2 separate regions of the Homo sapiens genome follow, and region 1 is linked to region 2. A link is a contact called in ENCODE Hi-C data. All regions are on one chromosome and are shown on one strand. Each heading gives the region's core, a stretch centred on a gene start or an enhancer-like site at or near the end of the contact. The rest is flanking DNA. Distances are from core to core; before and after follow the strand shown.

Evidence for each region. Hi-C counts contacts between places; a loop is a spot of excess contacts on that map.
Region 1: a loop to region 2 is called in a map of mammary epithelial cell, with 732 times the contacts of the local background. The contact joins two enhancer-like sites. A Hi-C loop is called at or near these places in 6 of 168 maps with a recorded cell type or tissue (GM12878, GM13976, GM23248 and 2 more).

The regions. Positions count from the first base shown.
Region 1 is chr12:118,298,154-118,302,130 of GRCh38, reverse strand. All of the region lies in intron 1 of TAOK3 (TAO kinase 3), which reads left to right. Among named protein-coding and RNA genes, the nearest start is that of TAOK3, 73 kb to the left of the region's middle. Within about 2 kb of position 1,783, at least 2 of the 41 ENCODE cell types and tissues checked have a DNase peak (open chromatin) inside an H3K27ac peak, as active enhancers do.
Region 2 is chr12:69,149,947-69,153,749 of GRCh38, reverse strand. No RefSeq gene overlaps it. Among named protein-coding and RNA genes, the nearest start is that of CPSF6, 88 kb to the left of the region's middle. Within about 2 kb of position 2,434, at least 3 of the 41 ENCODE cell types and tissues checked have a DNase peak (open chromatin) inside an H3K27ac peak, as active enhancers do.

The DNA of each region.
Region 1 (3,977 bases), core at 534-3,033, about 49 Mb before region 2:
ACTTTCTCCACTTAAAGATGAGTGGATAGGGACAGAGAATGACAAAAAAACCAAAACAGATCAAAAACCCCACCATACTGGACAAGTGTCTGAGAGTATACAAATATTCTAAAAGAGGCATTTTGAATTTAAATTTTCTTCACAATTAATGCAACTCTGCAAAAGTTAAAGAGGAATAGCCTGAGGAGAAAAAATATGGTCATAATATAACCCCCAGCCTTTCTTACTTTTGATGTACTTAACCCTTATTGTGCTTTGAGGTTTGAATTTTTTTTTTTTTTTTTTTTTTGAGATGGAGTCTCACTCTGTTGCCCAGGCTGGAGTGCAGTGGCACAATCTCAGCTCACTGCAACTTCCGCCTCCCAGGTTCAAGCGATCCTCCCGCCTCAGCCTCCTGAGTAGCTGGGACTACATGCAAGCGCTACCATGCCTGGCTAATTTTTGTATTTAGTAGAGACGGTGTTTCTCCATGTTGGTCAGGCTGATCTTGAACTCCTGACCTCGTGATCCGCCTGCCTCGGCCTCCCAAAGGACTGGGATTATAGGAGTGAGCCACCGTGCCCAGCTGAGGTTTGAATATTTTGACCATTACTTCAGGCTTTAATGACTGCAGATGTAAATGGAAAAAAGGAAAGTATCTTTGCTGGATCGTCATTCATGAATTCTAGTTTTGGAGAGGAAGGTAGCTACAAAATACAGGGTTCCTTGAGAAAGGTCCTTAAAATTTCAACAAACACTTAAGCAAACTTTTATTATCAAGTTCCCTGTATACCAGGAACTGTGCTAAGTGCTAGAGTTTTTGGTTTTGTTTTTAGCCTCCCTTAACTATTTTGCTTGATGTTTCCACCTCTTTGCAGCTTTAATGGAGCTTTGCTTGACAGTGACATTTGCAGCTGCTTATGGCATTACACTATCTAACATTTATTAAGCACCAAGGAAACCCTGGCAGGTGTGTGTGGAAAAGGCAAAAATTGTAGAACTAAACCATCACTATTTGAAAGTGAATTGAATTTGATACTTCTGGCTGTATGATGGAGGTAAAAATTTTAAAAATAGGCAGGATGCAGTGGCTCACGCCTGTAATCCCAGCACTTTGGGAGGCTGAGGCAGGCAGATCATTTGAGGTCAGGAGTTCAAGATCAGCCTGGCCAACATGGTGAAACCCCGTCTCTACTAAAAATACAAAAATTAGCCGGGCGTGGTGGCACATGCCTATAGTCCCAGTTACTTGAGAGTCTGAGGCAGGAGAATCGCTTGAACCCAGGAGGCAGAGGTGGTAGTGAGCCAAGATTGTGCCATTGCACTCCAGCCTGGACAATAGAGCAAGACTCCGTCTCAAAAAAATAAATAAAATTAAAATTTAAAAAAAAATCAAAAAGGAAGGTCCTAAGAAAGGAGAGAGGTGAGCAAAGAATAAGGAAATAGTTAGGTGATAGACACATACAACTGTTGAGGAACAGAAAGAACAATAGAATCAGGAAGAAAAGAGCACTTTACAAAATATCCTTCAGTATACTAAAAAGTGTGAGTGTGTGTGAGTGTGTGTGCGTGCATGTGTGTGCGCTATAGTGAGATTATTTAGAAAACTTGCCCTGAGTTCATTTTCACTTAGGGTTGGTTTTAGATTTGTGAGCTTTCTTGACTATGCTAATCCTCGCCTCTTTGGTACTCAACACCCAATCCTCCCACACAAACAGAGTCTGTCAGAATTATCTCTTTTATCACTTGATATTCAGCTCACATTTACTTTCTCAGACTTTTGGAAGTTACCACTCAGACAGATGCAAATTCAGTGCGATGCCTGCCAAAGTGCTGAGCAGAAAAGAGACTTTCTTTTACACCTTCCATCTTTTGAGCTTTTGGTCCTACTCTTTCAATTTTTGCTAAATAGTAAATGGGGATATTGTTGTTTTTCAGATGAACACGTGAGTACATTTGCATTACTGAGCTTGCTGTCTCTAGTTCTAAAGAGATTCTTTACAATTTCCGTATCAGCAAAGGAATTGCCTTGATTTCCTTTGATGATGTTTCCCTGCTGATATTCTAGACCTAGCACAGAAGCAATTGGTACCCTCGTGAAAATGGCTCTTGCCCAGTAATTCTGCTTTATTTGTACATATTCAGCTTTAATTACAGGGGTAAGTGGGGGAAGGAGAAGAAAGCCAAAAATACCCACTGCCCCCAAGTGGAAGAACAAGAAGAAGCTTGACTCCCTCAACTTGCAGGAGTACAATTATATTGTAACTGAGGTTGTTTTCCTAGATGTCAGCCAGAAAGATAAACACTCAAAGTTTAAAAAAAAAAATAAAATAACCTTTAGTGGCTGGGCGTGGTGGCTCACGCCTGTAATTCCAGCACTATGGGAGACCAAGGCAGGTGGATCACCTGAGATTAGGAGTTCGAGACCAGCCTGACCAACATGGTGAAACCCCGTCTCTACTAGAAATACAAAAGTTAGTCGGGCGTGGTGGTGTGCACCTCTAGTCCCAGCTAGTGGGGAGGCCGAGACAGGAGGATTGCTTGAACCTGGGAGGCAGAGGTTGCAGTGAGCCGAGATCGAGCCACTGCACTCCATCCTGGGTGACAAAGCGAGACTCTGTCTTAAAAAATAAATAAATAACCCTTAGTAATTTAAACAGACCACAAATAGAACTCTGTTAATAATTCACAAAATTATCAGAAACCTTAAGTACCGTAGACCCATAAAAAACATCTCAAAACACATTTTATGCCTTCAAAGGGTATAATTTATTGATTTTTTTAAAGTACTATATTTGAACTCAAGATAGCTATAAATGGCAAAAGGTTATATGAGTTTGTTGAATGTTTTTTGTGAAATTGAGAGAAGTTTATATAGGGAAGAAAAAACTGTTGAAACAAGTGAATATTATTCAAAAGTTTGGAAGATTTTAATATTTTGTGTATTTGAGGGATCCTACATTTTAACTTTTTTTGTATAATTATATTTTCAATTTAATCTTGTATTTTTTACTACCTGGTCTTAAAGAGTTTGGGACCAGTGTAACTTATGAATTTGTCATTGCATAGTATCATGCAAGTACAAGAGGAACACAGGAACCATGGGAGGAACTTGCCAGCTTAGGTAACAAAGAGCAATATGAAATACAAATGGCTTTCTTTCTAACAAATATGAAAGCTAGGGAAGTAGTACCTTCCAGGATATAGATTATGGGCTCTGGCATAGATTTAGGTCAGAACAACAAAGCGCATCTGCCTGAATATAAGGTGATCACAAGTACAAGGATAACCTCAACTTTTCATAACAAGATTATTTTTTAAAGTTTATTAGCCACCTTGAATATACCAACTTCTGGAAATGTAAATGAAAAAGTCAAATATCTATATGGAATATTTAATATGTTGGTTTATATCCAAGTTGATAGTAACAATTTAGAAACATTGCATGTTTCATTCTCATTTTCTTCATAGGTATCTTCAATATTGGTATCTTTGTCTTCATTATTGTTACTTTTTTCCCCCATAACATATCATCTTCACTTCTATCCAACTCTTTTTGAACCTATATATAATGCTGTCACAGAAATTTTTATCTCAAAACACAAGAATCCATTCTCATAACATTAGGACAGGTGTGGGGTTTTATTTGTTAGTTTTTTGTCTATATGAGTGTTTATTTGTGATCTTGACAATATAACACTTACTGTTTTGCTCTCAGTGATTTTCTAAAGGTTATTTACAGCTTCATCTTGAGCCTTGCAATTCAGTATAGTCCGTGGACCAGCAGCAATGGCATTACCTGGAAGCTTGTTAGGAATGCAGGATCTCTGGTCTCAGACCTATTGAAACTAGGAATCTGCATTTTAACAAGATGCTCAGGTGATGCATATACTTTAAAGTCTGAGAACTTCTGATTTGTTACTTACAATTTGGAGTTGATACTCTCCAGATTAATTAAAATCTCCCCTTTGTTTTTAGTGACCTCTATAAACATCCAA
Region 2 (3,803 bases), core at 1,185-3,684:
CCCAGCACTTTGGGAGGCCGAGGGGGCAGATCACCTGACGTTGGGAGTTCGAGATCAGCCTGACTAACATGGAGAAACCCCATCTCTACTAAAAATACAAAATTAGCCAGGCATGGTGGCACATGCCTGTAATCCCAGCTACTCAGGAGACTGAAGCTGTGCATGTCTATGTGCTCTGCACTTGAGGTGTCCGTTTCTGTTCAGATCTGGTGTGGCAGGTCTCAAACTGGACTGAAACTCTTTGCTGCATTTGGCCTTTGATCATCTGCCCTAAGAAGGGAGCCCACCTCTGACCTGCTCCTAGTGTCCCTGCTGTCTCCTTTCCAGGCTCCCGCTCCCGACTTTTCCAGGCATGTGGTGGGGCCAGTGTCTCAAGGAAGGCCCCAAACCCTTGCTGGGGCAAACTCCGTCCTACTCCAGAAACAAAAATCAATTGGCCTTCACGCCAGTCGGACACAATATTCCTGTTTAGATGCAGACTCACCTCACACAGCGTGGTGCTGCCATGAATTTTCCTATCACAGTAAAACAGGACGCCTGCTCAGTGAGGAGGGTGAGTGCACTGTTCTTCATGAGTCACAAGGAGAAATGCACTTAATCATTCTCTCTCTCTCTCTTTTTTTTTTTTTTTTGAGACAGAGTCTCACTCTGTAGCTCAGGCTGGAATGCAGAGGTGCAATCTCTCTCACTGCAACCTCTGCCTCCTGGGTTCAAGGGATTCTCCCACTTCAGGCTCCTGAGTAGCTGGGATTACAGGTGCGCACCGCCAGTCCTGGCTAATTTTTGTATTTTTAGTAGAGACAGAGTTTCGCCATATTGTCCAGGCTGGTCTAGAACTCCTGGGCTCAAGTGATCTGCCCACCTCAGCCTCCCAAAGTGCTGGGATTACAGGCTTGAGCCACCACGCCCAGCTCAATCATTCTTTAGTTTGAGAATTTTGCTCCATTATTATATAAATAATGAACATGATTAATGAAGAATATGGAACATTTTGGGCATTGTAGAGGAATGTTAGGAAAAATTATACCGAGAGTTTTGACTCATTTAAATTCTACGTTAATTTAACACTTCTACCCACAGGTTTCTGCACACTTGTGCATGCTCTAATTATTTTCCATAAATGTATTCTGTAGTGTGGGACAGTCTCTGACAGAGTTTCTCCTATATTTGTCTCCTCTGGCTTGTATGTCGACACTTCCCACTTCAATTCTATGCCCCAGCAATTGATGTCATTTAAATAAGTGCCATTTAGTATCTCAAATATTCCATGTTTTTTCTCACTTCTGATACTTCTTATTATGCCTGAAATAGTGCCGTCACTCCTTTCCACCTCTAACCGTTAGTTGGGTAATTTCTACCAATCATCCACATTTCCATCCAGTGGTGTGGAAAGATTTTTAAACCTCATGTCCGGAGCAGGGGGCGGACTTTATGTGCTCTCATAGCCAGAGCTTCCCAGAGTGTGTCCACCAATGACTGCATTAAAACATCACTGGAAACCCAACTGCTTACATAACTGGATATGAAAATCTGCTCCAGGTCTACCAAAGCAAATAACACTCTTTTTTTGGAGATAACGGTGTCATTCTGTCACCCAGGCTGGAGGGCAGTGGCACCATCATAGCTCACTGCAACTTCAAACTCCTGGGCTTAAATAATCCTCCCACCTCAGCCTCCCAAGTAGCTGGGAACACAGGCACACACCACCATGCCCAGCTAATGTTTATGACTTGATTTGTAAAATTTTAAATTTTAAATAGAGATAAATTCTCCCTGTGTTGCCCAGGCTGGTCTTGAACTCTTGGCCTCAAGTGATCCTCCTCACTTGGCCTCCCAAAGTGCTTGGGATTATAGTGGTGAGCCACTGTGTCCAGCCTTGTAGTGTTTTATTTTTTAAGTGTTGTAATGGATGTACCAGTGTTTAATATATCAGTCTTTAAAAAAATAGTTTAAACATCTGTTTTTCCTCACCCCTCACTGAGTACATTGAAAATAGTACAAGTTAAAGCACATGTCTTGTTCTCATCATGTCCATGGCATTCTATACTTCCCCTCCCTTGGCGTTGACCACAATGGGCTATATCTTAATTGCTTGTGTTCTTGTCTGTTTCTCCCAGTGGACTGTGAACTCTTAAGGGCAGGGACTGTTTATTCTTCACTGTTGTATCCCTAGCCTCAAGCCTGATGCTAACACAGAATTTGTGTTCAATAAAAATTTATTGAATGGGCGGGTGGATGGAGGAATATAGGGTAGCCTGATGTCCTCAAAGCAGCCAGCTAACCAGTGCCTACATTCCAACCCGTAAGTTTCCACCACTGACTTACCCTCTTCAACCCGTTTCCTCTTAAAAAAAAAAAAAGTCTCAACGGGCTATTTAAGTGATATGTCCCACAGGGAACACACTCAAATGGCAAAGTCTCACCCGCAGCTGTAATTCCCTAAGTAAACAGCTCTCCTGGGAGGTTCGTAGTCTCAGGTAACTCTGCTGAGTGACTTTGGAGAGCAAGGTAGAAATATTCCCATTTATTCATTATCTACCATGTGCCTAGAACTATCCCAGGCACTTTTATATGTAATACTCTCATTTAATTCTCACAACAATCCTCTAAGGTAGGTATTACTCTCCCCATTTATGCAGATGAGAGAGACTCAGAGAAAGGATAGACCTTGATCAAGCTGCATGCAGAGGAGGAGGCCAGGCTCGGGTCTGTCCAACCCCACAGCCCAGGAACGTTCCTTCTACCATGTGTTCCATGCCAGTGCACAATGCTGTTAGAGATGTAGAATGTTTTGACCTGAAAGGACTCTCACAGGTTGTCCCATGCAATCTACTTCTTGTGATTGAAATAATTTTCCTTAAAAAAAGAAAAGAACTTTGGACTATGTCTCTTGCCAAATAGAATTCTGCAAATTGTGATTTTGCCAAGAGAAACAAAGAACATTCAATTATCCTTAAAGTCTGTCATTGATTGAGTAACTCTTAAAATTAGCCAGGAACATTTTTGGATGTACTGGATAAGTGGGGCATGCCCTGCCATTTTACGTACCTGCAACATGAATTCTGGCTTGGTTTCCTATGGCACAGGGATTACTTTCGTTCATCTCCAAGTGTGGCTCACCAGCCTGCTTTACCACCATGTCTGCTGCCAGGTCAACTCATTTACTTATTAATTGACATTTATTGCACACTTGTTATTTGCCAAGGCCAGGGCTGGGGATTTAATGTGAATTATCTCAGTTAATCCTAACCGTGACTCTATGAAGAAAGTAATATAATTAATTTTATTTTGTCTTTGGGAAAAAAGTAACTTGCTCACAGAGACCATAATTGGTGGACCTGGATTGGGATTCCAGATCAGTGTGAATCCAGAATGAGTGTCTTCACCATGACTTTATGAACCTGCCCCACAGGCAACATTGCAGTCACATGCTGTGACACAGACGCATTGCACACTGGGCAGTTCAAATTATTAGCATTTCCTGGCAGTTTGAATTGCAAGTGACAGGTTGACTTATTGTTGTTGTTTCAGTAAAAGAGCTATACTTTTGTTGCTGTTGTTGAGACAGAGTTTTGCTCTGTCAGCCAGGCTGGAGTGCAGTGGTGTGATCTCAGCTCACTGCAGCCTCAACCTCCTGGGATCAAACAATCCTCCCACCTCAGCCTCCCTAGTAGCTAGGACTACAGGTGTGTACCATCACACCCAGTTAATTTTTTTTTATGTTTTGTAGAGACAAGGTCTCACTATATTGCCTAGGCTGGTCTTGAACTCCTGAGCTCAAGCAATCATCCTGCCTTGGCCTC